Linked DNA regions of Mus musculus: region 1 is linked to region 2. The links are chromatin loops, found by intact Hi-C in ENCODE. Cell type or tissue: gastrocnemius. All regions are shown on one strand. Links, peaks and the distances in the headings refer to the core of each region. The heading gives the core; the rest is flanking DNA.

Evidence for each region. A loop is a pair of places that touch in the nucleus more often than their neighbours do. Peaks named below come from ENCODE experiments on the same cell type or tissue, not always from the same donor. Only the 100,000 strongest peaks of a DNase experiment are listed, where the experiment ranks them.
Region 1: it touches region 2 in a loop (32-fold over the local background); 4 of 42 quality-filtered maps call a loop at or near these places.

The regions. Positions count from the first base shown.
Region 1 is chr5:31,351,341-31,366,806 of GRCm38, forward strand. It overlaps the pseudogene Gm19457. Among named protein-coding and RNA genes, the nearest start is that of Gm40275, 45 kb to the right of the region's middle. In gastrocnemius, for the core only: no CTCF peak of the experiment used is centred there; a DNase peak (open chromatin) is centred at 6,446.
Region 2 is chr5:30,035,331-30,050,796 of GRCm38, forward strand. It overlaps a transcript of Tyms not described here. Among named protein-coding and RNA genes, the nearest start is that of A230098N10Rik, 12 kb to the left of the region's middle. In gastrocnemius, for the core only: no CTCF peak of the experiment used is centred there; no DNase peak of the experiment used is centred there.

The sequences.
Region 1 (15,466 bases), core at 3,969-8,968, 1.3 Mb after region 2:
AGGATCATATTATTAAAAAGACATTGAGGAAGAGTGTATGAGATATTGAATAAGTGCTGCCCAGGAACTTTAGCTGAAGGAAGACATTCAGACCGACATACATAGAACTTTGGGGGAAATCATGTGATAAGAGTTAAGAGGGGCAGGGATATTGTCCATCACATGGGAGGCAGAAAGCCAAGGGAGTTCACTTTGCAAAGAAAGATTTATACTCATATATGACAAAACAATGAAGATCTTGGGGCATTAATTGTAAGTGGCAACTTTGTTGGTGTGGATTTTTATTTCCAACAGAAGAGGAATTGTTTGCAGATGTGGTGCCCATGGTTAATGTTAGTAGGCTATGCCTCTTTCCTGAGTTTCCTCTCCTGTGAGTAGACCATGAGTGTCTGCCTCCCCATAGTCTTGTCATCTTGCCCAGATTTGACACACCCACCTTTTTTTTTCAGTCAGTCCAGTGAGTGTGTTATATCTCATTGTGGTTCCATGTTCATTCCCCCATGACCAGAAATGGTGAGCAACTTCTCACATTTTCTATCCATTTGGAAATTCTCATGTAAACTGCCTATTCAAGCCATCTGTGCACTTTTAATTTGTGTATGTGCATACATGTCTGGATGTGTTGATGAATTTGGCATTGTTCACATGTGGAGTTTCTTCTATTCTTTATCTCTATGTCGGTTCTGAGCTCAGGTCACCAGGCTTGCACGGCAAGTGTCTTTACCTGCTGAGCCATGTCACTTGACTCTCAGTATATTTCTAATGGTTGGGTGGCTACTGCTTTATACAGTGATTTGAAAGACCTCATTGAATATTACAAACAGGATTTCTCTGCTAGGTATAGATATTAGATAGCACATAGGAATCCTTTACTTTCATATTTACATCTAAGATTCAAATCAAGTTACTTTCTGTGGATGATGTGAGGTAGGAATTGAAGCCCTTCTCAAATTCTAGATAGCTATTTAGTCTTTCTAGTAGAGTATAAGGGTAAGAGGAGTGAGCCACTTAGACACAAATATAAAGTTAACACACACATCACACACACACATGCACACACGCACACACGCACGCAGGGAACATACTCTTGCCCATAAAATTAAATAAGTCTTTAAATTAAAAAAAAGAGATGGAGTCTCAGGATCCAATCTGGCTTTGAAGTCACTATGATCCACCATTCTGGATTACCTTGCTGCAGGCAGGGACTCCATCTGCATGCCATTGCACCCCGCATCCATCCAGAAACCTGAAGTGCCATGCCTCTACCCCTGAACTACATCTCTGGTCCATTTTTCCTTGATTTTTTATTAAGGTTAATTTCAGGCAAATTAAATTGGTAATGCATCTAGCTTATGCAAGGTCTTATGTTCTATTCTCAGTTTAGGAGAAAATTTTGTCTGTTGACTCCTCACTAACCTTTCATTCTGTTTCAACCCTTGCTACATTATTTTGAAGCAAATCACAGATAATGTCATGATAAATATTTTAGTGCATATAGTTTGAGCTTCTGCCTCCATTCTGCAAGGAAAAAAAGAACAAGAACAATGGATTATTATAATATCATTACTACATCTAAAATGTAACAATAAAATGTGAAAAGTTCCTTAATACCTCAAACACACATCTGTGTTTAAATTCCAGTAGTCATGTAGTGACATGAATTATTATTTAGCAGGATTCAGTATCACGTGTTGAGATTAAACGCCATGTTTCTTGACTCCTTTAGTCTACAGTTTCTCTTTTTTTCCCTTCTATTTGTTCCATTTATGTAGTGGAGAAAAGTGTCATATCTCTAGATTTCACAGTCAACATTTTGTTGATTAAATACCCATGCTGGGTAATCATGTATATAAGGGTAGTGCTAGTTGGGCTTAGTGGATTATCAAAGAAACAAATAAAACATGAAATTGGAAGGTGGACATTTGTGTGTGTGTGTGTGGGGGGAAGTTTGGAGGGTAGGAGAGTATGGTTATATTTTATTGTATACATGCATACAATTTTAATTAGGAAAAATTATAACACCCCCTTCACATGATTTGACACATTCTGCTGCCTCTGGTACTTCCTCTGAGTTGGGATTTCTCCAAAACTCTTCTAGAAATGCATTTGCCAGGGGAGCAGGATTGGAAAGTGTACCCTTCAAGAGAGACTAATTGTTCTCTTTCTAGACTGGGTAAGGTCTTGCAGGCATGGCTCCTTCCTCTCTGAGGACCAGGTTAGCTGCCACAGGAGTTGGAATCCCATTGTCTCACACATCCACCCACTGGCTCTTCTGCCTCTGCTCTAAGCTGAAGCTATGCAGAGACCCCATCCAGAGCTCAGGACATGCTAGCTCTAGGCTTTTAGGCTTCCAGAACCATGAAGTCAAATAAACCTCTTCCCTTCATAAATAAGCCGATCACAAGTACATGGACATGAATCAGGAGGAAGTTGGATCTAAGATTTATCAGAATTTGTTTTCTGGTGGAAAAGGAAGCCATATTTCTTGATCATGATAATCATCAGGAAGCACAGAATGTCTGGGTTAGTTTGGCATTTTACTTTTCTCTATCTACCTATTTAACTTCTCTATCTGTCTGTCTGTCTGTCTGCCTCTCTCTCTCTCTCTCTCTCTCTCTCTCTAGTGCCTTGGATCAAATCAAGGCTCTCATGTTTGCTAGGCAAGCAGTCCACCATTACATTCCCAGGCCTGGTAAGATATTATAAATATAAATATTAATATTATACTGTTTGCTAAATGATGCTGAAACCTGAATCTATAACAGATCTTTTCATATTGACCTGCTTGGAGGGCCCTGCTAAGTTTCACTAGAACTTTATTTTCTGTTATTTTTTATTATTTGTTTCCAATCTTAATGTTTTATTCTACTTGTTTTTATGATCACAACTTCAGGTATGATATACAGGAGCTGTGGCATCTGTCATATTTTTTATTAAGTCAAGAAAAAATTCCATAATTCACCAGTTTTTCTTTTTTGTAGTTTTTCAAATGTTTTACCAAATCAAGGGAGTTTTAACAAGAGTTGGTGTTAGTTTTTTAAATTTTAAAAACTAATCTATACTGGGTGCTAAATAGTAAGTATATTTCCTGTCTCTATTTACATGGTCATATGCTATTTTCTTGTTTGTTCAGTCAGTGTACTGAATTACATGAGAATGTAAGATAAGAAGGCAACTGTGAATTCCTAGTATACATATATTTATAATGTTAGTCTCAATACTCTTTTATTTGATTTATTAGATTCAGTTTGCTGATAATTTGTTTGGGATTTCTGCATCTATGTATGTGAAATATATTAACTAGTCAGGTCTTTTTTGTTTTTTTTTCTTTCACCAAAATAATACTTTGTTTCACAAATTTTGACCAATTATTAGTCTCAAGTTATACACACACACACACACACACACACACACAAAATCTTTTCAGCTGTTAAGTGTACAAGATGAAGAAAATTTTAGTTAGAAGGGAAGATAAATTTCTTAAAGTCTATATGCACATTTCAGAACTGCTGAGTCCCAAGTCCATTCATGAACTCTAGGCCTGCCAGAATCATGTGCAGTGTATTAAAGCTAAACTATTTTAATAGCTTATTAATTATGCATAAATCAGGTCAAGCAATGTGTCAATATGTAACAGACTGTGCACTTTAACTGAACATGGCAATATATTCACTCTACTGAACTTTACATCATCATTTGATGTCAAACAATGAAGCAAATCCCAACAGTATCTATAAAACCAGCTTTGTATTTACAAAGGATTGTTTCCCATACTGATTAACCCAGGCAGCTAATTCATTGGTTTATGCAAGTTTATTGAGGAAAAATAGATCAATTATTAGTTGATCACTCATCCATTGACAACTCGCATAATTTATTCAGTGCTACATTAAACAGTATTGGAAGATAAACTAATAGCTCCAAGCCTCCTGTACTGGCTAGTTTTGTGTGTCAACTTGACACAGGCTGGAGTTATCACAAAGAAAGGAGCTTCAATTGGGGAAATGCCTCCATGAGACCCAGCTGTAAGGCATTTTCTCAATTAGTGATCAAGTGGGGAGGTCCCCTTGTGGGTGGTGCCAGCTCTGGGCTGGTAGTCTTGGTTCTATAAGAGAGCAGGCTGAGCAAGCCAGGGGAAGCAAGCCAGTAAAGAACATCCCTCCATGGCCTCTGCATCAGCTCCTGCTTCTTGACCTGCTTGAGTTCCAGTCCTGACTTCCTTTGGTGATGAACAGCAATGTGGAAGACTAAGCTGAATAAACCCTTTCCTCCCCAAGTGCTTCTTGGTCATGATGTTTGTGCAGGAATAGAAACCCTGACTAAGACACCTCCTAACAATTTAAATGAAAATTACATAAATGTTTTGGGACCCTATTTTGGAATACAAAGGGTGTTTGACTTCCAATTTCCATTCTTTGTAGAACAAGAACAGGTCATTCCTTTATTGATATGCATAAAATACATCACATTTTCTGTTCTGCTGATGCTATAATCTAGTACCAGTTCTCCAGCCACATCAGTTATGAGCGTAACGTACACCATGTGACCTCCAATCTCTAACAGTGGAAGGTTTAAACAAGAACGGATGCTGCTAGAACAGTGCTGCTTGCTTTGATGTGACAGCTGAGCATCCATCTCCCTCCCCCTCAGATGGCTTCTTCAGCATGGTAGAGCATTGAGGACTGGTTTCATCTAATAACTAAGTTAGAGTGAAGACATTGGCCACATAATACACATGCTCTAGGTTTAAAAAAAAATCTGAATCTTGGGCAACTGTTCTCTTGTAACTACTTTACATTTCTAAAAGCAGTTATTGTCCAAAGCTAGAAGCACTTAAGTCTTCTCAGATGAGCATGTGAATGAATGGAGGGAGGTAAACAAAAAACAAAATTAAAAAGATGAGGTCTGATAGGAGAGCAGGTGGATAAGAAAATAAAAAAGAGAACAGTAATTTAAAGTTTATTCCAGCTATAATGCAGGTTATGCCGACTGTAAGGTAGCATCACACGGCATACTTCTGAGACCATTCCCGAGATATTCTGTTGTATCCATCTCTGTCTGTTTTATAGATCGGAGCAATCTCTGGCACTGGGGGGGGGGGGTCATCTGAGACTGGGTCACATAGCAGTGAACAAATGGATAAAAGAGCTTTAGAAACAGTTAAAGCAGGAGACCAGTGTGATCTTAGACTATCAAGACAATTGCTGCCATTACTGTTAATATTTGGATGATAAATTCTTGTAAATGCAACCCATTTAGGTGGTTTGAAGGGTGAGTCTGTAGGAAAATGAACTGTCAAAAAGAATACACCACCTTGATATGGGCTGTCATTAGGTTCCATAATTGTGGCTTGCCAATGAAACATGTCATCTCCAACTGGACCTGCATTGTGTTGGAGGGCCACGGGCCAAATCACTAAGTTTCTTTTTTTATTTTTATTTTTTTTTATTGGATAATTTCTTTCTTTTTTTTTCCCCAAATTTTATTAGATTTTTCTTCATTTACATTTCAAATGCTATCCCGAAATGGATATTTTCTTTATTTACATTTCAAATGTTATCCCCTTTCCCGGTTTCCCCTCCGAAAAACCCCTCCTCCACCTATCCCCTCCCCCTCCCCCTGCTCACCAACCCACCCACTCCTGCTTCCTGGCCCTAGCATTCCTCCACACTGGGGCATAGAGACTTCATAGGACAAAGGGCCTCTTCTCCCATTGATGTCCAACTAAGCCATCCTCTGCTGCATATGCAGCTGGAGCCATGAGTCCCACCATATGTGCTCTTTGGTTGGTGGTTTAGTCCCAGGGAGCTCTGGAGGCTAGTTCATATTGTTGTTCCTTCTATGGGGCTGCAAACCCCTTCAGCTTCTTGGGTCCTTTCTCTAGCTCCTTCCTTGGGGATCCTATGCTCAGTCCAATGGATGGCTGTGAGCATCCACCTCTGTATTTGTGAGACACTGGCAGAGCCTTTCAGGAGAGAGCTGTATCAGGCTCCTGTCAGCAAGCACTTGTTGGCATTCACAAAAGTGTCTGGGTCTGGTGACTATGTATGGGATGGATCCCCAGTTGAGTCAGTCTCTAGATGATCATTTCTTCAGTCTCCACACTTTGTCTCTGTATCTCCTTCCATGGGTGTTTTGCCCCCCCCCCTTACAATGGCTAGCCATCTTAGAGGGGGGTGGGAACAAAACACTAAGTTCCTTATTAATCCATTTCAGCGCCATGGTCTGTGCTCCTCACTATCCCGATGCGTACTCAAAGGTTCGGCCAAAACTCTTGATTATCCGGGCGGCGAGGAAGGATTGTCTCTTCTTCTCACACCGGCTCTGCCAGTCACAGGCTTGCGCAGGGCACAGCCACAAGTTGTCTGATCCAACAGAACAACTGCCAGCTGCCACGCTCACCCCCGCCCCCTCCTATTGGCCATCGCCTCCATCGCGAGCTCCTGGTGAGCTGATGGTTGAGGTGGAGCAGTTTGCCTCCCTCATCCAGGCCGAGTGGACGTGCCACCCTCTTACCATCTCCCTGTAGGAACAGCATTTTCTTTGTAATCCTATCAAGGTCGGACCAGGAGGCCTGGGGACAGAGGCGGGTCATGGGCTGAGGGGGGACTGGTCAGGTCTTAATTAGATTTTAGAATGAAGATTGTTCCAGCTTCCTCAATTAAAGAATAGGAGCGAATCTATATTTGTATCTCGCTTAACAGACACCCTCAACATTAATTGGAGTCACAAGGGATTTTTTAGTTCTGTACTTCAAAATCTGGAACAGAGACCAGATTGCTGTTCTCTCTCTCTCTGTCTCTATGTCTGTCTCTGTCTCTCTGTATGTCTGTCTCTGTCTCTAAGTCTGTCTGTCTGTCTGTCTGTCTGTCTGTCTGTCTGTCTCTCTCTCTCTCTCTCACACACACACACAGACACACACAGACACACACAGACACACACACACACACACACACACACACACAAACACACACCCCTCTCATGGCTCCTCTGAAATTCCTAGACAAACGCAGGTAAAAGTTAGCGTCATTGTTCTGAGTCCCAAACATGCAGGAAAGGGCAGACGAGGAAAATGGATACACCTTTTGTGCTTCACTACTGTGGAAGAATTCTTCTCTACAGGGAGTTCTGGTCTCTGCTCTTAAAGCCTTCAGCTGATTGGGTGATGCCCACACACAGTATGGAAAGCAATCTGCTTTAAAGTGTCCTGATTCTAAATGTTAATCATATGTAAGAATTACTGTCAAAGAAATGTTCTAGGCTAATATATGACCAAACAACTGGGTTCCATAGCCTAGCCAAGTCTACATAAGATTAGCCATTACATTTTTTTCTCTTGTTTAGGTTTGCTTTTATTATTTTTAAAATTGTGTGTTTGTAACCGGGTGTGGTGGCTCATGCCTTTAATCCCAGCATTTGGGAGGCAGAGGCAGGTGGATTTCTGAGTTCGAGGCCAGCCTGGTCTACAGAGTGAGTTCCAGGACAGCTAGGGCTACACAGAGAAACCCTGTCTCTAAAAAAAAAAAACAAAAAAAAAACAAAAACAAAAAAATTGTGTGTTTGTATAATTGTGTATGTATGTAATTGTGTGTAAGAATATGAGCACAGGTGCCAGCAGAAGCCAGAGGGGATTGGATCGCCCTGGAGCTAGAATTACAGGCTATCATGAACCATCTGACATAGATGCTGGGAACTAAACTGAGGTCCTCTGAAATGCAGTATGTGCTGTTACCTGGTGAACCATCTCCCTACGCCCTCCTCCTCCTCTTCTCTTCTTCCTCCTTCTCTTCCTCCTCCTCCTCCTTCTCCTTTTTCTTCATTTGTAAAGACTTTCATAACTTTAGTTCTTAGATTTAGGTTTTTACTCTATCTCAAATTCATTTTTTGTTTGTTTGTTTTTGAGACAGGGTTTCTCTGTATAGCCCTGGCTGTCCTGGAACTCACTTTGTAGACCAGGCTGGGCTCGAACTCAGAAATCCGCCTGCCTCTGCCTCCCAAGTGCTGGGACTAAAGGCGTGTACCACCACTGCCCGGCTCAAATTCATTTTTATTTTTTTATTTTTATTTTTTATTTTATTTTATTAGATATTTTCTTTATTTACATATCAAATGCTATCCTGAAAGTTCCCTATACCCTCCCCACGCCCTGCTCCTCTACTCACCCACTCCCACTTCTTGGCCCTGGTGTTCCCCTGTACTGAGGCATATAAAGTTTGCAAGACTAATGGCCCTCTCTTTCCACTGATGGCTAACTAGGCCATCTTCTGATACATATGCAGCTAGAGACATGAGCTCCAGGGGATACAGGTTAGTTCATATTGTTGTTCCACCTATAGGGTTGCAGATCCCTTTAGCTCCTTGGGTACTTTCTCTAGCTCCTCCATTAGGGGCCCTGTGTGTTCCATCCTATAGATGACTGTGAGCATCCACTTCTGTATTTGCCAGGCACTGGCATAGCCTCACAGGAGACAGCTATATCAGGGTCCCTTCAGCAAAATATTGCTGGCATATGCAATAGTGTCTGGGTTTGGTGGCTGATTAGGGGATGGAGCCCCGGGTGGAGTAGCCTCTGGATAGTCCATCCTTTCGTCTTAGCTCCAAACTTTGTCTCTGTATTTCCTTTCATGGGTATTTTGTTCTCTATTCTTTTTTTTTAATTAGGTATTTTCTTCATTTACATTTCAAGTTTCCCATACCCTTCCCGCCCACTCCCCTACCCACCAGCTCCCACTTCTTGGCCCTGTCTTTCCCCTGTACTGAGGCATATAAAGTTTGCTAAACCAAGGGGCCTCTATTTCCACTGATGGCCTATTAGGCCATCTTCTGATACATATGCAGCTAGACACACGAGCTCCGGGGGACACTGGTTAGTTCATATTGTTGTTCCACCTATAGGGTTGCAGATCCCTTTAGCTCCTTGGGTACTTTCTCTAGCTCCTCCATTGGGGGCCCTGTGATCTATCCAATAGCTGACTGTGAACATCCACTTCTGTGTTTGCTAGGCCCCAGCATAGTCTCACAAGATACAGCTATATCAGGGTCCTTTCAGCAAAATCTTGCTAGTGTATGCAATGGTGTCAGCGTTTGGAGGCTGATTATGGGATGGATCCCCAGATATGGCAGTCTCTAGATGGTCCATCCTTTCATCTCAGTTCTAAACTTTGTCTCTGTAACTCCTTCATGGGTGTTTTGTTCTCAATTCTAAGAAGGGGCAAAGTGTCCACACTTTTGTCTTTGTTCTTTTTGAGTTTCATGTGTTTCACAAATTGTATCTTATATCTTGGGTATTCTAAGTTTCTGGGCTAATATCCACTTATCAGTGAATACATATCTGGTGAGTTCTTTTGTGATTGGGTTACCTCACTCAGGATGCTGCCCTCCATATCCATCCATTTGCCTAGGAATTTCATAAATTCATTCTTTTTAATAGCTGAGTAGTACTTCATTGTGTAAATGTACCACATTTTCTGTATCCATTCCTCTGTTGAGGGGCATCTGGGTTCTTTCAAGCTTCTGGCTATTATAAATAAGGCTGCTATGAACATAGTGGAGCATGTGTCCTTCTTACCGGTTGGAACATCTTCTGGATATATGCCCAGGAGAGGTATTGTGGGATCCTCCAGTAGTACTATGTCCAATTTTCTGAGGAACCGCCTATGGCAGTCAGAGCCCTACCAGGCAGACACCTCTTCTCTGGCGGGGAAGGTTCCTGGATGTCTGGAGCCTGAAACGGGGTCTGTCCCAGAAGCTGTGTCGTTTCTGCCTGTCCCAGAAGCTGTGTCGCTCTGCAGTCCACACTCTCACCTGTGCAGACTGGTCACTGAGGGACCCAGGGCACAAGATGGCGCCCTCACCTGCTCCAGCAGTCAGAGCCCTCTCAAATTCATTTTTAAATATGATACAAAGTAAAGGCCCAAGTTCATTCATTTACATGTGGTCTTCAAGTTGTGTCTGAACCATTTATTAAAATTTATTTATTTATTTATTTTTCAATTGAATGGTCAAGGTGTCTTTGCAGAGAATCAGCTGATTTTCAGTGTTAAATTCCATTGACTGTAAAAGTCTGTCCCTATGCCAGTTGTACAATTATTTTTGATTACTGTATTTGTACACAGTTTTAAAAACAGAAACTGAATTTTTTAAAAAAAATTATTTATTATTATACTTAAGTACACTGTAGCTGTCTTCAGACGCACCAGAAGAGGGCATCAGATCTCATTATGGATGGTTGTGAGCCACCATGTGGTTGCTGGGATTTGAACTCAGGACCTTCAGAAGAACAGTTAGTGCTCTTACCCTCATCCCACCAGCCCCCAGAAACTGAGTTATTTAACTATTCTTTTTTCAAGATTTCTTTTTGGCTCTTGAGGACCTTTGTGATTCCCTTATTTTTAGGACGGGGTCTCATTTCTGCAAAAAAGTTCATTGGTGTTTGGAGAGGTGACCAAGCCCGCTCAGTCAGCCAACAGGTTCTCCAGCGCAGGAGTGAGGATTAAAAAGGAAAAGACTGTTAGACAACATTGTAACATGACCCCAGTCAATCCTGAGACTGAAGGCAAATTTAATGTTTCCAATCCACTTTTACACCAGTTTATTTACATGCAAGCATTAAGGGTGAGCAGTACAATAAGGAACTAGCAAGGCAGTAAGCAAAGTCCTGTGATTATTTCCGAGACAGCTGTTTAAAGGGGGCTAGTCATAATGATCAAAATAATTCAGCCCACTTCCTTGTTCAAACCCCAGATCTTGCCTGAAGCCTACATCTTTTGTTCTACCCTAAGAATAAAATTCCTGCCTTAACCTACTTCCCTATTATAGCCTAGAGTTAAATGCTTGCCTAAACTTACTTCCTTATCATGCCCTGATGTCAGATTCCTGCCTGAGCTTACTTCCTTGTCAGGTTCAATGTCAGATTCCTGCCAAGCGGCACCCCAAAAGGCTCTCCACAGATAGAGTTTAGACAGCATCCCTATAGAATCTATAGATTGCTTTGATACTGTTACAATTTTAGCATCAAACCTTCTAATCCTGAACAAGGAACATCTTATTTACTACTCACTTTCTACAACGTTTTGTAGTTTTGCATCTCATGCCATAGCTAACTCCCACTAACTTACCTCCCACTAACATGGTAACTACTGTTACCTTGTGGTTTTGGATTACAACATTTGAACCAAGGCATGTTTAAGGAAGTTGTCTGGTATTTCTGATTGGTGAGTATCTTTTAAAAAACATGCATAGATATTGGGTTCTTTTCCCGCACCATTGATATGTCCATGGCAGTTCTCTGCTTTGTTATTATTATGGTATAATGTACTGGTCATTGTGTTATGTTTAGACCATCATGCACTATTTTACTTTCACTGTGTAAATCTACTGTATATGGCACTGTGTTACAGGAGAACATTTTCAGATGTTAGGCTGAACATTGAGCACAGCCCCCCATTCCTCCCCACTTTGCTCCTCCTCGCTCCCCATTAGTTCCATTTACTCTTCTAGGTAATTTCATTTCTACTTCAAAGGCCTGTTGACATAGGTGATTTTACACATCTATATTAAATCTAGGAATTACAAATGAGAAAAATCATTTGATGTTGGTCTTTCTGAGCTGGCTTATTTTGCTTAATATGAGCTCCAGTTGCATCCCTTTCCCTGAAATGGTGTAACTTTGTTCTTCTTCATGACAGAATCCATTGTGTATGCACACATATTTAAAATCCATTCCTCCACTGTTGTGACATAGTTGATTCTATAGCGTAGTTTTGAACATTGCTGTAGTAAACGCTGACGTGCTGGTGTAGTTCGTCAAAAGACCCTCACTCACAAGGGCCACAGAGACCGCCGCCATCGCTGTAAAACTCATGAGGATTTTTATTGATCCACCCTGTTGGGGATTCCCCTCCCAGCACACAGGCCAGAGGAGAGACCAAGAACAAAGAAAGAACACACTTTGTAAGGGGCAGATTTGAACAACAGGGTTTTCATTGGTGTAGCAAGTAACCCTTTTAGGCATTGGTTGGTTTGTATAGTGACTAAGTAACCCTTTGGCCTAGTGAGTCACTTTGTTTGCCCCCATGGTGGGTTAATATGATTTAGTCAGCAAAGTAATAGTACATTTTGAACTTATGGGTCAGTCACAGGTATTAATGTCACAGGAATTCTCGCAATAAGGTCAGGGTGGTTTGTGGTCTTTGTCAGAATTCAGTGTGTGTGTGGGGGGGGGGGCAGGAGAATTGCTAATCTTGTTACGGTTATTTCTCTGAGAACAGCTAATATTGTTTTGGTAGCTTCAGGCTTAATCATTTTGACCACTAAAACTATGTTTCTACTTTTGTTTAGTCAGCCAGCTTCCTTATCTGGCTCTGTACTTTGCCTGTTAGTTCAGTTTGGAAAGTCCTTTTCGAAGGGGGAAGGTACTGGGTGATCTTGAATTCATTTTGGATATTACAGTGCAAGTCGCTGTCATAGCAACCATCCAAAGATTCTTTGAACGAATCCCAAATATTTATGATCATTGTCATTCTGTAAGTTCTGGCCATCCCAAAGTAGGTGTACTGTGTTTATGCTTGATGAAAATTTTCAGTTGATGATAAATTTTTGAGTAGTTTCACTGTCTAAATCCAGATAGGCAGTTGTTTTCTTTTAGCACATAAAATAATGTTATTCTGTTTCCTGGTGCCCAGTATTTCTAATAGCACACCAGTTCTTTGCCTCCTGCTCACTTGGATATGATAACTCTTTTATTTGGGGCAGGCTTTAGAACTCCTTTCCATACTTGGCATTTTTGAATGTACTTAATTCAGCTATTTTTTTGGGCTTCTGCAGTCATAACACTGACATATCAATGCTTCTCAGTTCTCACAACTTTCTAGTTATTAAGTCAAAGAACAGACTGCTTCAAAGTCATTTTAAGGGATGAGAAGATATGTGAGTTGGTAAAGTACTTGATTGCTTTGCAAGCATGAGGACCTGACTTTGCTCCCTACAGTTATGTAAGAGATCTGTGTTCCGAGCAAACTCTTGTAATCCCAGCACTAGGGGTAGAGGGTAAAGACAGGTATTCTTGGGACTCACTGCCCAGCCAATTTAGACTTCCTGACAATCCCCAGACCAAAGAGAGACCTTGTCTCAAACAAACAACAAGGAAACAAACAAACAGATGTGGGTGGCACCTGAGGAATGACACTTGAGGTTGACTTGGACCTTCGTGTACACAGGCCCCATAAGCAGGCATACCCCTGCACATGTATCCTAACATGCAAATGCACACGCACACAAACGTGAAACTGACCAGTTTTTACATTCATGGGAAATTGAGCAGACAGTGCTGAGTTCCCTTATATTTCAGTGTTAATGATCTGCAATAAGGTTTAGCTACATTCTCCCCTCCCTTTCTTTTGGGAGATCTCATTACTGTATCTTTTGTTTTTTGGCTCCATTTTTCCTCTCCATCTACACACCATCCTTAAGATCTTTCATCACATGGAAATTCTAAATTGAACAGGATGGACTTTCGAGATGTGCTTTCATTCAGTAGTCCAGGATGTCTGGAAACTTAGATATCCTAAGCTGACTTTGAACTCATTCTAGTCCTTTTATGTCAACCTCCAGAGTGGAGCACTTACAGGCATGCACCACAATCTGGCCTTGTGGTGGGTTTGAAGCCTAAGTGGTTAATCAAAGTATTCCCTTTGCATTTAATGATGGGACCATCAATCCAGACACTAAAATTCATGGCCTGAAGGTGTTTGAGGACCTCTCCTGATGTGAACTCAACACTATCAACAGTCTGCTAAGAGATAAACGTACAGGTGTGCCTGTGAGGGAGAGTTTGGACTGGGCTCATTGAGATGGGAAGACCCACCCTCCTTGGGCTTTGAGCATTAGATAGAAGAAATAGAAACTGAACCACACAGTCAGCCTGAAGTTAACAGATCCTAGGGACACCCCTTTAGTTTTTATACTTTTCAGTGTGAAGGCCAATTTCCTCTCATTTCCCAAGGGCTAGAAGTAAATGGTAAATTTGCCATTTGGAGCTTCTAAGTGGGCATGTTAGGGGATGTCTTCTCCTGGATTGAAAATGTTATAACTCAGTGGTTAAGAGTACTTGCTGTTCTTGCAGAGGCCCCAGGTTTAACTCCCAGCATCCTCATGGTGGGTCACGTCCATCTGTCAATCTAGTTCTAGGGGATCTAAACCCTCTTCTAGACTCAGAGAGCACCAGGCATACATGGTGTGCACACATACAAGCAAATACTCACACATCAAAAAAGTTATGTTATTCTGGACAGTAGTGGCACACGCCTTTAATCCCAGCACTTGGGAGGCAGAGGCAGGCAGATTTCTGAGCCTGGTCTACAGAGTAAGTTCCAGGACAGCCAGGTCTGTAAGATCCCCTTTTAGGGACCCCCACTCTAGTCTCGGGAGAGAGAGCATACCCAAAGAAACACAAGAATCCTTCTTGCTGCAAACACATGAGGCAGTTTAATGGCAGAGCTCCGGGTCGAAACATATCCCATGCAGGAGACAGTGGATCCAACCCCAAGGCTCGAAAGCTAGGGGTTTTTATGGGGTAAAGGGCTTAGGGGTGGGGAATTCAGCATAGCGACACACTATTGGGATATACAAACATCAGCAGAAAAATTATATGTACGTGCAGGTCAAGGTGTCAGCAGCAAAAGAATACATGCAGGAGTTCTGTGAGTTGGATGTTTATCAATGCTAGCAGAGTATCTGGTCAGTTTATGACTTTAAACTGCATCAAAGGGCAATGGGCAGAGGGAGGTGCTGGGACAGAGGGTTGTTGACTCAGTTCAGATAGCCCTATTATGTCCTCACATTCCTCTTTATCTTTATGGTCAAGCTGTTCCTAGGAATGCCCAGGTTTGTCTTTTTGTTGTTGTTGTTGTTGTTGTTGTTGTTGTTGTTCTCAGCTCCAGGCAGCATCTAGGCTCACAAACAACCAGCAACTTCTGAGTACTTTTTATGACTTACAGGTCTTGAAATTTCATCTTTCTTTCATTCCCCTCTTCTTTTACTGAATAATTCTAATCTTAAAATTTCAGAAGTCTATATCTCTATGTGGAGAATAGAAATCATACTCTTTTTCTATCTTAACTATATGTTGGTATTGATGCTGGAGGACCATAAGCTGTACTGCATTTACTCTATCTTTAACATGGGAATAAAAACAGAATAAGAAGGGATAGTAAACAGGACTAGGCAGGGACCCTTTTAGTGAGGCTTGAGGGTCTGGGCATGATGCAGGTGCACGTAGATCCGATCTCTGGCTGGAACTGGTGAGATATCTTTGGGGTACCCTGCTCATTCGCTATGGCTAGTTGTGACCAGACTTCTTTCTGCACCACCTGTAAGCCTTTTAACTTAGCATACAGATTATTATTACAACAACATGTAGGTTTAAACACATCATTTAAGACAGTGATGGGCATGGGAGCCCCATAAA
Region 2 (15,466 bases), core at 4,815-9,814:
TTTACACAGTGAAATTAAAATAGTGCATGATGGTCTAAACATAACACAATAATCAGTACATTATACCATAATAATAACAAAGCAGAGAACTGCCATGGACGTATCAATGGTGCAGGAAAAGAACCCTTTCTACAACCTACAACCCTTTCTTATCCCACTTTCATTCCCGAAAGTACAAGAGTGCAATAGCTGTAGCTGTCTGGAAGAAAATATTCTGTAACATTTCAGTTCTTACTTCTTGCATTCTTTCTGCCCCTTTTCTACAGTATTTTCTGAGCCTTGGGGGGAGTAATATAGATGTCCTATTTAGTGCTTAGCTCTCAGAAGCTCATTATTATTGGCACTTTCACCAGTTATAACATCTATTCATGTTTTTTAAAAGACACTCACAAATCAGAAATACCAGACAACTTCCTTCAACATGCCTTGGGTCCAATGTTGTAATCCTAACCACAAGGTAACAGTAGTTACCTTGTTAGTGGGAGGTAGGTTAGTGGGAGTTAGCTACGGCATGAGATGCAAAACTACAAAACGTTGTAGAAAGTGAGTAGTAAATAAGATGTTCCTTGTTCAGGATTAGAAGGTTTGATGCTAAAATTGCAACAGTATCAAAGCAATCTATAGATTCTATAGGGGTGCTGTATAATCCCTATCTGTGGCTATTTGGGGTGCCGCTTGGCAGGAATCTGACGTTGGCCATGACAAGGAAGTAAGCTCAGGCAGGAATCTAACATCAGGGCATGATAAGGAAGTAAGTTTAGGCAAGCATTTAACTTTAGGCTATAATAGGGAAGTAGGTTAAGGCAGGAATTTAATCTTAGGGTGGAACAAAAGAAGTAGGCTTCAGGCAAGATCTGGGGTTTGAACAAGGAAGTGGGCTCAATTATTTTGGTCATTATGACTAGCCCCCTTTAAACAGCTGTCTCGGGAATAATCACAGGACTTTGCTTACTGCCTTGCTAGCTCCTTATTGTACTGCTCACCCTTAATACTTGCATGTAAATAAAAAGGTATAAAAGTGGATTGGAAACATTAAATTTGCCTTCAGTCTCAGGACTGACTGGGGTCATGTTACAGAGTTGTCTAACTGTCTTTTCCTTTTTAATCCTCACTCCTGCACTGGAGAACCTGTTGGCTGACTGAGGGGGCTTGGTCACCTCTCCAAACACCAATGAACTTTTTTGCAGAAATGAGACCCCATCCTAAAAATAAAGGAACCACAAAGGTCCTCAAGAGCCAAAAGGAAATCTTGAAAAAAGAATAGTTAAATAACTCAGTTTCTGGGGGCTGGTGGGATGGCTCAGGGGGTAAGAGCTCTAACTGTTTTTCTGAAGGTCCTGAGTTCAAATCCCAGCAACCACATGGTGGCTCACAACCATCCATAATGAGATCTGATGCCCTCTTCTGGTGCATCTGAAGACAGCTACAGTGTACTTCAGTATAATAATAAATAAATTTTTTAAAACTCAATTTCTGTTTTTAAAACTGTGTACAAACTAATCAAAAATAATTGTACAACTGGCACAGGGACAGACTTTTAGGGTCAATGGAATTTAACAGTGAAAATCAGCTGATTCTCTGCAAAGGCACCATGACCATTCAATGCAAAAATAAATAAATAAATAAATACACATTAATAAATGGTTGAGGCACAACTTGAAGACCACATGTAAATGAATGAAGTTGGGCCTTTACTTCATCTCATATTTAAAAATGAATTTGAGAGGGCTCTGACTGCTGGAGTAGGTGAGAGAGCCATCTTGTGCCCTGGGTCCCTCAGAGACCAGTCTGCACAGGTGAGAGTGCGGAGTACAGAAGCTACACAGCTTCTGGGACAGGCAGAAACAACACAGCTTCTAGGACAGACCCCATTTCAGGCTCCAGACATCCTGACACCTTCCCTGCCAGAGGAGAGGTGTCTGCATGGTAGGGCTCTGACTTTCAGAGGAGGTGATAGAGCCATCTTGTGTCCTGGGTCCCTTGGAGACCAGTCAAAACATCCAGGAAATCCAGGACACAGCCTTTGAAGGATGAAGATACAAGCTGAGCCTGGCAGGCATCTGGAATTTCACAGTAAGTGATGACTATACTTAACTGGTAAGTCAGTAAGTTATGCTGGCTATCAGTTATCTCAAATGCTTAGAACCTGGTAAAAAAGTCTGCCGTTGTGTGGATTTAAAAAAATGTGTTTAAGACAGGAATGCAACACCTGAAATTCTGTTTACAGAACTTCCATTTTCAAAGGCTTTTTCTTCCTAAGCTGACCTAAACCGCTCAGCAACCGTCACATTCTTAAAACTGTGCTGGTGATGTTAAAAACAGACCCTTACACTGTACAAGAGATGTATCAAGTGCTCAGTGGAACTACACTGTGTTTTTAATCAGGCTCAACTTAGGAGATAAATGTCTGTTCTTGTCAAAAGTACTATGAGAAAAATACAAGCACCCATCTAGGGTGCACACGGTCCCATCACACCTCATCTGATGAAGCGTTCCTGTGGTTATGTGATGCGCCACAGACACACATCAGTCTTCAGATCGATAATGGCAGAACTTAAAATATTCACTTCAAAGAAGTCTAAAGTTCTTGAAGATCTGACAGCAAAGCTGTCAAACGGGAAAACTATGATTTCAAGCAAAGTTTCATAACAAAGTGTAGAGGAAACCACATAAACATAACATATTCCTTGTCATAAAAATACCAACATTTTAAAAAATAAATGAGTGTAAGTGAAGGACACTGGGGGAGGATATTTCTTTGTTCCCTTCTTTATGAGAACAGTCTTGGGATAGCATTAAATAAAAGAAAAATAATTTAAATGGATAAAATACTCAACACTGAAACAAAGCACACAGATCTACAGGGTCAACAGCAAAGTCAAAATGGAAGTTAATCTCCCAAAGCGTCATCTCCCAAGGGTACTGGTTTCAGGTCACCACTGGGGCACTGTGATAAAGATGGCGGAAATGGAAAGTACAAAACCCAAAAAAGTGGAACAAATAAAAGAGATGTAGAGCCGATGTTAGTCTCCAAAAATTAAAACTGTTCAACGTGTAACTCAAACCATCATTCTTCATAAAAGTGTATATATGTAAGATACATATACATATATATATGTATGTATATATGTGTATATATGTATAAGCACTATTTATTGTATCATGCTGTATTATTTTAAGACAAAGTATACATATATAAAAAAACATTCGTGGTATAAGGATAAAGTCTGTAGTTTATTTAGATTTTGAAATGCAACAAAAAATTTCCCATCACTCATCTAGCTGAAAAAGAAATTGCAGTTACTGGAATCAGTAAGCACTTCCGCTTTGTAAAACTGTCGTGAGTAGTATTCACTTAAATGTAACGTAAGTAAGCAATTAAAATGCCCATTTCTTTAGTTTCTTGGGGTACTGTTTAATTATCCAATCTATCAAAAGTCTAGAAAGAGAAGAATTAAACTAGGTTTTACAGTTCAAAGATATCCCAACTTTCTTTTATTGCCAAAAAGCAAAATTGTCAATTACAAGATGATTATGACACAACCATATCAAACCTAAAAAAAATCTATGATTTTAACTTCGAGAAATCAAAAAATACCAGATTAATTCTAAGTGTTCTATGTCAACGGAAGTGTATAAAATACATTTATTTAAAAATCATAAAAAATATCTAAGTTTACCTGTACAAAGAAACTGACACCGATATGCATACTTCCATAGAGAAGTGAATGCTTCAGCGGTTGTGTGTTTTGGTAAAAGGTTTGAAAGTATGCATAGTTTAAAAGTAATTAGGCTTTTAAATAATGGAGTCTTAGACTATCAGATTTTTATTACTTTTTCTTCACAAAAGAAAACCCATGTCAAAATAATGCAAAATGAAAACCAAGGGTATATGGCATATCATTTTTAAAGGTGGTTTCTTTTTATTCCCCCCTATAGGACAAACTACATATTTAAGCCATAATCTCTTGACATTGAAACTTTAAGTTCACTGGCTGTGACGTATCCTCGGATTCCCTGCTGAAGTGCAATACTATGCTGAAAAACTCAGAAACAGTATGAGGAAGTTTCACACAATTACTGCGCTCCTAAGAATGTACAATGTTATCAGTTAGGAAACAATTGTGCCAAAGTCTTTTTTTTCTTTTATCTTGGTGTGGGTGAATAGCAAGGTTCTGATCTAAAACAGGTAATGCATTTGCTTCTCTAACGGTGAAGACGCATAAGACAGTTTAAGGAATGCTGACTAGCCAAACAAAATGCAGTTATTGGATTATCTTGCTATTCTTATCAGCTTGCTATGAAAGCACTGCTCTTAGAACTGTACAGCACTCCATTTTACAGAGCAATTACTCTTGAGTAATCTGTTCTAAAGTGCCAGTATTATTTACACATTTTTTTTTTTAGCCAAAAGTCTGGCTAGTTGTGGCATCTGGTGAAGATGTCATCCCAGCTCTATTATCATTTACATTCACCAAGAGAAATTCTGAAAATTCAGCACTTGTCCCTGGTCCCCAAAGGTTCACCTGTCCATTGGCAGTGCTAAACTGAGTTGCTATTCCAGCTCTGGATCCATGATATGGAGCACAGAAGAGCTGCTCAAAGGAGCTCATTTGGTAAGCCTGGTGGACAGGCTGTGCCTCAGCTTTCTTCTGAGAAGTGACTTGATCCAAAAAAGTCTGCTGTTGACGTGGCAGAGGCGTGGTTTGTCTCGTCACCTGAAAAGGGAAATGGGTGCTGTGAGTCACTGACTATTAGTCCAAAGTGAGACTTATCTGGAGTTGTTCTTAGTGGAGAAGTCATTCGAATCAGGACACTTTAAAGCAGATTGCTTCCCAAACTGTGAGTGGGCATCACCCAATCAGCTGAAGGCTTTAAGAGCAGAGACCAGAACTCCCTGTAGAGAAGAATTCTTCCACAGGAGTGAAGCACAAAAGGTACCCATTTTCCTAGTCTGCCCTTTCCTGCATGTTTGGGACTCAGAACAATGACACGGGTGTGTGTGTGTGTGTGTGTGTGTGTGTGTGTGTGTGAGAGAGAGAGAGAGAGAGAGAGAGAGAGAGAGAGACAGAGACAGAGACAGAGGCAGAGACAGAGGCAGACAGAGACAGACATACACAGACATACAGACAGAGAGAGACAGACATACAGAGAGGCAGAGACAGACATAGAGACAGAGAGAGAGAACAGCAATCTGGTCTCTGTTCCAGATTTTGAAGTACAGAACTAAAAAATCCCTTGTGACTCCAATTAATGTTGAGGGTGTCTGTTAAGCGAGATACAAATATAGATTCGCTTCTATTTTTTAATTGAGGAAGCTGGAACAATCTTCATTCTAAAATCTAATTAAGACCTGACCAGTCCCCCCTCAGCCCATGACCTGCCTCTGTCCCCAGGCCTCCTGGTCCGACCTTGATAGGATTACAAAGAAAATGCTGTTCCTACAGGGAGATGGTAAGAGGGTGGCATGCCCACTCGGGCTGGGGGAGGCAAACTGCTCCACTTCAACCATCAGCTCACCAGGAGCTTGCGATGGAGGCGATGGCCAATAGGAGGGGGCGGGGGTGAGCGTGGCAGCTGGCAGTTGTTCTGTTGGATCAGACAACTTGTGGCTGTGCCCTGCGCAAGCCTGTGACTGGCAGAGCCAGTGTGAGAAGAGACAATCCTTCCTAATCATTTTTTTTTTTAAGATTTATTTATTTATTATATGTAAGTACACTGTAGCTGTCTTCAGACACTCCAGAAGAGGGCGTCAGATCTCGTTACGGATGGTTGTAAGCCACCATCTGGTTGCTGGGATTTGAACTTCGGACCTTCGGAAGAGCAGTCGGGTGCTCTTACCCACTGAGCCATCTCACCAGCCCCGATAATCAAGAGTTTTGACCGGACCTTTGAGTACGCATCGGGATAGTGAGGAGCACAGACTATGGCGCTGAAATGGATTATTAAGGAACTTAGTGTTTTGTTCCCCCCTTCTAAGATGGCTATCCATCGTAGAGAAGGGGAGAACAAAACACCCATGGAAGGGTGTTCTCTCTCTCTCTCTCTCTCTCTCTCTCTCTCTCTCTCTCTCTCTCTCTCTCTCCCTCCCTCCCTCCCTCCCCCTTCTCATTTTTGTCGCTACCTTGCCCTTCTGTCTCTCAAAAAACCTCATGTAGAACTGTTTTGCCTGGTATGGTCCTTATGAAGCTTCCCAAATATCACAACATTGGTGCTGAAGATTTCGATAATCACTAGGCAGAGGAGCTGCAGAGCCCAGGCGACCATGGAGAACCAAAGCCACATGAACAGCCGCCACCGCCATCACTGCTACACCAAGTGGACTCTATCCTCTGAAACCTGCCATCATCCACTTCCTAGATTTCCACTGCTGCTGCAGACCATCGCCTCTGTCGCTTCGCGACTCACAGACTTCTACCATATGACCTGTGCTGCTGCGATCTACCACATGCCCCGGGATGCACCGAACACACAGTTCCACACTTCCTGCTACCCGACTGCAGAAGCCTGCAAACACACACTGGCATATTGATTGGTACGGAGTTTCTCCAGTTGGCAGGAGGGACCATATATGCCCAGATAGCAAATGGCCAGCCTCTTTGGGGCTAAGGGGTTGGCTTTCAATGCCCTGGTTCTTATAAGCAGCCTCCTGGCTGACCTACAAGGACATAGCCCCTTGGTGACTTTCCTTCTTGAAAGCAGTCCATAAATACCTCCAACTCTTGCTGGTGGTTGAAAATTGCTGGTACCAGGTTAAATTGCTTTCTGACAATTTCTGGGAAGTTGTAGCCATAGGCTCTAGTTATTCACATGATGACCTGAATCAAGGTTTCTCATACAGACCCTAAGAGAGCACAAATGCCAGCCCAGGCTACTATACACAGCAAAACTCTCAATCAACATAGATGGAGAAACCAAAATACTCAGGACAAAACCAAATTCACACAATATCTTTTCAGAAATCCAGCCCTTCAAAGAATAATAAAGGGAAAACTCCAACACCGGGAGGGAAACTAAGCTCTATAAAAAGCAAGAAAGTAAACTTTCAACAAACCTAAAAGAAGATAGCCACATGAACAAAATTCCAACCCTAACAACAAAAATAACAGGAAGCAACAGTTACTTTTCATTAATATCGCTTAATATCAATGGACTCAATTACCCAATAAAAAGATATAGACTAACAGACTAGCTACAAAAACAGGACCCAACATTTTGCTGCACACAGGTAACCCACCTCAGGGAAAAAGACAGACACTACCTCAGAGGGAAAGGCTGGAAAACAATTTTCCAAGGAAATGGTCCCAAGAAACAAACTGGATTAGCCATTCTAATATCGAATAAAATCGACTTCTAACCCAAAGATATCAAAAAAGACAAGGAGGAACACTTCATGCCCTTCAAAGGTAAAAATCTTCCAAGATGAACTCTCAATTCTGAATATCAATGCTCCAAATGCAAGGGCAGCCACATTCATTAAAGAAACTTTAGTAAAGCTCAAAGCACTCATTGCACTTCACATAATAAGAGTGAGAGACTTCAACACCCACTCTCATCATTGGACAGATCCTGGAAACAGAAACTAAACAGAGACACAGTGAAACTAACAGAAGTTATGAAACAAATGGATTTAACAGATATCTACAGAACATTTTATCCTAAAACAAAAGGATATTTCTTCTCATTACCTCATGGTACCTTCTCCAAAATTGACCATATAATTGGTCACAAAACAGGCCTCAACAGATACAAGAAGATTGAAATAATCCCATGCACCCTATCAGATCACCATGAACTAAGGCTGATCTTCAATAACAACATAAATATAAAACTCACATTTGTCTGGAAGCTGAACAACACTGTACTCAATGATAACAGGAAATAATCAAACTTAGGGCTCTAATCAACCCAATAGAAACAAAAAGAACTATACAAAGAATCAACCAAATCAGGAGCTGGTTCTTTCAGAAAATCAACATAATAGACAAACCCTTAGCTAGACTAACTAGAGGGCACAGGGACAGTATACTAATTAACAAAATTAGAAATGAAAAGGGAGACATAACAAAATCTGAGGAAATCCAAAAAAATCATCAGATCCTACAACAAAAGCCAATACTCAAAACAACTGGAAAACCTACTTGAAATGGACAGTTTCCTAAACAGATACCAGGTACCAAAGTTAAATCAGAATCAGATTAACGATCTAAACAGTCTCATATCCTCTAAAGAAATAGAAACAGTCATTAATAGTCTCCCAACCAAAAAATAAAGGCCAGGACGTTATGGGTTTAGTGCAGAGTTTGATCAGACCTTCAAAGAAGACCTAATTCAAATACTCCTCAAACTATTCCACAAAATAGAAACAGAAGGTACTCTACCCAATTCATTCTATGAAGCCACAAAGGCTCTGATACCTAAACCACACAAAGACCCAACAAAGAAAGAGAACTTCAGACCAGTTTGCCTAATGAATAAAGGTGCAAAAATACTCAAATTCTCACAAACCAAATCCAAGAACACATCAAACTGATCATTCATCATGACTAAGTAGGCTTCATCCCACGGATGCAGGGATGGCTTAATATACAGAAATCCAACAAATGTGAATCAAAACAACCTTGAGATTACACCTCACACCCCTCAGAATGGCTAAAATAAAAAATTTAGGTGACAGCAAATACTGGCGAGGATGTGGAGAAAGAGTCACTCTTCTCCATTGCTAGTGGGATTGCAAGCTTGTACAACCACTCTGGATGTCAGTCTGGTGGTTCCTCAGAATATTGGACATAGTACTACTAGAAGATACAACAATACCTCTTCTGGGCATATATCCATGCTCCACTATATTCATAGCATCCTTATTTATAATAGCCCAAAGCTAGAAAGAACCCAGATGTCCCTCAACAGAGGAGTGAATACAGAAAATGTGGTACAATGGAGTACTACTCAGCTATTGAAAGCAACATATTAATGAAATTCTTAAACACTCCTCCATTGCTGGTGGGACTGAAAGCTGGTACAACCACTCTGGAAATCAGTTTGGCAATTCCTCAGAAAATTGTACATAGCAAGTGTAAGGCTACTCTGGGAGGGATTTTAAGGGTGATTCCTGAGGGACTCCGAGGATTCCTTCTTGAAGGACTATGAGGACTTCTTTTTGATGGGCTGTGTGGGGTCCTTGAGTGACTGTGAGGGCTCCTCCTTGAGGGACTGCATGGGGTCCTCCATGAGTGACTGTGAGGGCTCCTCCTTGAGGGACTGCATGGGGTCCTCCATGAGTGACTGTGAGGGCTCCTCCTTGAGAGAATGCATGGGGTCCTCCAAGAGGGACTGTGAGGGCTCATCCTTGAAGGACTTAGAGGATTCTTGAGGATCTTAGAGGCTTTCTAGAGGAACTGCGAGGCCTATTACCTGAAGAGCTTCGAAGTTCCTTCAAGAAGGAACCCTCAATGTCCCTCACAGAGGCACCCTCAAAATCCCTCCCAGGGTAGCTTTTACAATCGCTCACGGAGTAGCCTTTGAAGTACTTCAGGGAGAAGCCCTCGCTACTCCATGAGCTACTGTAATGGCTACACTGGGAAGGATTTTGAGGGTGCCTCCTTGAGGGCCTTCGAGGGTTCTTCTTGAAGGACTGTAAGGACTTCTTTTTGATGGGCTGTGTAGGGTCCTTGAGTGACTGTGAGGGCGTATCCTTGAGGGACTTCGAGGGTTCTGCCTTGAGGGACCTCAAGGGCTTCTACCTGAAGTACTTCGAAGGCTACTCCATGTGCGACTGTAATGGCTACTCTGGGAGGGATTTTGAGGGTGCCTCCTTGAGGGAAATCAAGGGTTCCCTCTTGAAGGACTGTGAGTTCTTTTTGATGGGCTGTGTGGGTTCCTTGAGTGACTGTGAGGAGTACTCCTTCAGGGACTGCATGGGGCCCTCCATGAGTGACTGTGAGGACTTGTTGCCTCCTTGAGGGCCTTCCAGGACTTCATTTGATGGGCTGTGTGGGGTCCTTGAGTGACTGTGAGGGCTCCTCCTTGAGAGACTGCATGGGGTCCTCCATTAGGGATGGTGCGGGCTCATCCTTAAAGAACTTCAAGGGTTCCTTCTTAAAGGACTGCGAGGACTTCTCCTTGATGGGCTGTGTGGGTTCCTTAAGTGACTGTGAGAGCTCCTACTTTTGGGACAGCATGGGGTCCTCCATGAGGGACTCTGAGGGCTCATCCTTGGAGGACTTCGAGGGCTCCGCCTTTAGGGACTGTGAGGGCTAGTACCTGAAGTACTTTGAAGGATACTCCATGAATGACTGTAATGGCTACTCTAGGAGGGATTTTGAGGGTCCCTCCTTGGGGGCCTTTGAATGTTCCTTCTTGAAGGGTTGTTAGGACTTCTTTTGATGGGCTGTGTGGGTTCCTTGAATGACTGTGAGGGTTCCTCCTTGAGTTACTGTAACCTCCCCCCAGCCTGAAGCAGGCTGAGCCAGACCTTGACCTTTCTGCCACCAAGGAGATTACCTAGGATAGAACCTTCCTCCCTAGATCACTCTATTGCTCAGCCACTCCCACTGTTGCCCTTCAAGATACCTGCTGGGAGACTACACCCCATCCTGCACACTGTCCACTGCAGCTGGGCTCCTGAAAGAACCTAGTGGGGAAACCCCCACTCAATTCTCGATTCGGCGTGCGCTCAAGAATCACAAACAGAAGACCATCTTGATGTAAAAGCATGAGGTAGTTTAATGACGGAGCTCCGACACATATCTCCCGCAGGAGACAGAGGTGTCGACCACATGGTGGAGCCATAATGGCGGAGCTCCGGTTTGAAATGTATCTCACACAGGAGACAGTGGTTTCGACCACGAGGCTTAGAAGCTAGGGGTTTTTAAAGAAAAGGGGTGGGGCTGGGGGGAATTGGCCCGGTTTCACATGATTGGTCCATTTAAACATCAACAGACTATCAGAAGGGCGGGAGATAGGGAGGCACTAGGCCAGTCAGGACATATCTTGCCCGGGCATGTCCTGGCCTGTTCTACTATGTTCTTAGCCCCAGGTTTCAAAGCTCACAAACAACTCTTTGGGCTATTTGACATAAATTACATGAATCACATGTCTCAAGTTTTATTTCCTTTCACTCCAAGAATGAATTAGTGGGAATGGGCCTCCTCCCACCCCCTTATAAGCACATTTGCCATTAAACATTTGAGCTTTGATCAGGAATCTTGACTTAGCTCCATTTTTCTCTCAACTGCCAAGTTCCCCTCTTTCAGCCCTGGCCTGCCACTCAGGTGTACCCTGTCCATGTGAGCTGCGTGACGGTTTGCAACAATCTGGTGCCGGGACCGGGACCTGAGGAAGGTCAGGAAGACGCTGAAGGAACGCTGTTTTGTGTGAAGCTCCACGGGAAGAAAAAGAAAAGGATAGTATCAGGCAGCAAAGCAACAGGTACACATGGTAGCCCTATTAAAGTGTTGCTAGAGGCGCGGGAGGATACTGTCTAAGCGTGAATCAGTGCTAACCCAGTGCTGGATTCACTTAGGTCAGCAGCAAATTATCAGAACTACGAACTGATCAGGCGGTTGTCCGAAGCTTTTAAAAGCTGCTTCTGCTTCAGGCGAGAGGAAAAGGGTTTTAAAAAGAAATGAATCACGCCATTGTCCGCAGTTTTCAAGAGTTGCTTCGGGCAAGAGGAGTAGGGCTTGAAGTACAATTGTTAGAAAATTTTTTAGATAGGATAGATTCTTGTTGCCCAAGGTTCAAGGAAGAAAAAACATTAGATATCAGAACCTGGGAGAAAATTGGAAAAGCCTTGAAAATCACTCAGGCAGATAATTTCACCCTTTGCCTCTGGGCGCTCATAAAAGATGCTATTGAAAGGTGATCTCGCAGGGGTCAGATAGTACCCAGGCAGAGCTTGATGAATCTCAGGAAGAGTGCCTGTCAGAGAGGGTCTTCTCAGAAAAGGGTCCTCTCAACTCTAAATTTGATATAGTCTGATGATGAGCTAATTTTAGACAAAGAAGATCACTCAGAAAGAGGAGCAGCCAAATATTTTGAGGAGGATTGGCCTCCTTGCCAAGTCTCCCGCTTCACCTGTAGCCTCCACCATGGGAGATGCTACTCAGAGGGACACGCAACTAAGCAAATTAGAGTTTGAAGTTAGGCCGCAGAAATTGACTAATGAGCTTCGGGAGCTAAAAAGGATGTCAGATACAGGAAGGAGTAACTCTTCTGAAATGTACCAAGCACCGCTAGGAAAAGCTGTGAGTCAGGCTCATGGGAGAGGACAGGATACATCTGATGTGCTAGTCTTTCCTGTCATCGTGGTAATTGACCAGCAAGATACTAGAAACAGACAATACCAGACTTTGAATTTCAAGTTAATAAAGGAGTTAAAAACAGCTGTTGTGCAATATGGTCCTTCAGCCCCTTTCACACAAGCATTACTGGATATGGTCACGGAGTCACACTTACCCCCCTAGATTGAAAGACTATGTAAGGCTACCTTGTCAGGAGGAGATTTCTTGCTTTGGGATTCTGAATGGTGAGATGCAGTAAGAAAGCTGCCACTTTAAATGATCAGACCAGTAATCCAGACTGGGATAGTAACATGCTTCTGGGAGAAGGTCCATATGAGGACCAGGCTAATCTGACTGGTTTTCCCATTGGAGTGTATGTGCAGACTGCTGCGGCTGCCCGCCACGCTTGGGGACAGTTACCGGTTAGAGGGGATGTTGGTGGGAGTTTAGCCAACATTCGGCAGGGTCCTGATGAGCCTTACCAGAACTTTGTGGAAAGGCTATTAATAGCAGCTAGTAGAATCCTTGGAAAATCTGACACGGGAAGTCCTTTTGTTATACAATTGGCTTATGAGAACGCTAACGCAATGTGTCATGCTGCTATCCAGCCGCACAAAGGACAAACAGATTTAGCAGGATATGTCCATCTTTGTGCAGAGATCGGCCGTCATGATTATCAGGGTTTGGCTTTTGGTGCCGCATTGCAAGGTTCTAGCGGAAATGAGGGAATAATGCATGTTTTAAGTGTGGAAGTTTGGGTCATTTTAAAAGTGACTGTCCTAAGAACAGAGGTGCCAAGAGTGGGCAAACAGGCCGTGTCCCAGGAACATGTCCCCGGTGTAGAAAGGGCAACCATTGGGCTAAGGTGTGCAAATCCAAGCTAGGCATTCTGGGCCATCCGTTGCTGAGAAACGAGAGGAGGGGCCAGCCCCAGGCCCCGACGTACCCACAGAAAACAGCTTATGGGGCCATGAACCTGCTGCGCAGCCAGAGATGTTTTTGAACTTGTCAGAGCAAAACCAGGAGGTGCAGGATTGGACCTCTGTTCCACCACCCATGCAGTATTAAGCCCAGAAATGGGAGTCCAAACTCTGCCTACTGGAGTCTTTGGACCTCTACCTATAGAAACTTGTGGATTTCTTTTAGGACAAAGCAGTTCTATTGTAAAAGGCCTGCAGATTTATCCAGGTGTTATAAATAATGATTATGAGGAAGAAATTAAAATCATAGCTGCTTCCCGTCATAGTGTTATAACTGTACCCGCTAATCAAAGAATTGCTCAACTTGTTTTAATTCCTCTACATCCACCACCATCCAGATTTGTTAAGAATGAGAGAGGACAAGGTGGCTTTGACTCCTCTGGTGTGAATAGGGTTCAATCTATTACTAATCAAAGACCTAACCTTAAACTGGCATTTGATATAAAAAGCTTTGAAGGATTGATAGATACTGGAGCTGATGTAACAATTATTAGAGGACAGGATTGGCCTTCAGCTTGGCCTTTGACGGATATGCTTACTCACCTTCAAGGAATTGGTTACTGTAGTAATCCAAAACGAAGCTCCAGATTGCTAACCTGGAGAGGTGGGGAAGGCAAATCAGGACAAATTCAGCCGAATGTTATGTCGATTTTGCCTGTAACTCTATGAGGAATAGATCTCTTGTCACAGATGGGTGTTTATAATGTACAGTCCTAATGAGATGGTGACTAAGCAGACACTCAGACAGGGACCTTTTTCTGGACATGGGCTAAAAAAGAAGGGACTAGGAATTAAATCTTTTGAAGATCCTAAACCTCACTCTAACACAAGAGGTTTGGAGTGTTTTCAGTAATAGCCATTATCTTGCCTGCATCCCACGCTGATAAAATTCAATGGCTTAATGATATTCCAGTGTGGGTGGATCAGTGGTCTTTACCTAAAGAAAAAATAGAAGCCGCCTCTTCGATAGTGCAGGAGCAACTAGAGGCAGGACATTTAGTAGAATCTCAGTCCCCTTGGAATGCACCAATTTTCATTATCAAGAAAAAATCTGGTGAATGGAGATTGTTACAAGATTTAGGAAAAGTTAATGAAACCAGGGTATCTATGGGACCTTTACAACCTGGGCTTCAGTCCACAGCAGCCATTCCTAAGGGATATTATAAAATTGTGGATCTTGGTTCCGGGACTCTACCGAACTTAGGAAATTAGTCTGAACAGGTGAGAGGGTGCGCCACAGAACCGGACAGCTTCTGGGACAGGCGGAGGCACAGAGCCGCTGAGGCAGCACCCTTTGCGGGCCGCAGACAGCCGGCCACCCTCTGGACCAGAGGACAGGTGTCCGCCTGGCTCGGAAGGCCTCAGCCTCAGGAGCAGCGGGCGCCACCTTGGTTCCGGGACTCCACCGAACTTAGGAATTTAGTCTGCACAGGTGAGAGTCTGCACCACAGAAGCTGACAGCTTCTGGGACCTGCCAAAGCAACACAGCTTCTGAGAAAGGTCCTGTTTTGGGCCTTCTTCTTCGGCCAGGAGGAGGTCCAAACACAAGATATCTGCGCACCTTCCCTATAAGAGAGCTTGCCAGCAGAGAGTGCTCTGAGCACGGAAACTCAGAGGAGAGAATCTGTCTCCCAGGTCTGCTGATAGACGGTAACAGAATCACCAGAAGAATCTGTCTCCCAGGTCTGCTGATAGACGGTAACAGAATCACCAGAAGAACAATCTCCAATCTCTAAACAGAGTCAACTATAATAACTAACTCCAGAGATTACCAGATGGCGTAGGAATCTTACTAACAGGAACCAAGACAACTCACCATCATCAGAACCCAGCACTCCCACTTCGCCCAGTCCAGGGCACCCCAACACACCCGAAAACCTAGACCCAGATTTAAAAGCATATCTCATGATGATGGTAGAGGACATCAAGAAGGACTTTAATAACTCACTCAAAGAAATACAGGAGAACACTGCTAAAGAGTTACAAGTCCTTAAAGAAAAACAGGAAAACACAATCAAACAGGTAGAAGTCCTTACAGAAAAAGAGGAAAAAAACATACAAACAGGTGATGGAAATGAACAAAACCATACTAGACCTAAAAAGGGAAATAGACACAATAAAGAAAACTCAAAGTGAGGCAACACTGGAGATAGAAACCCTAGGAAAGAAATCTGGAACCATAGATTCGAGCATCAGCAACAG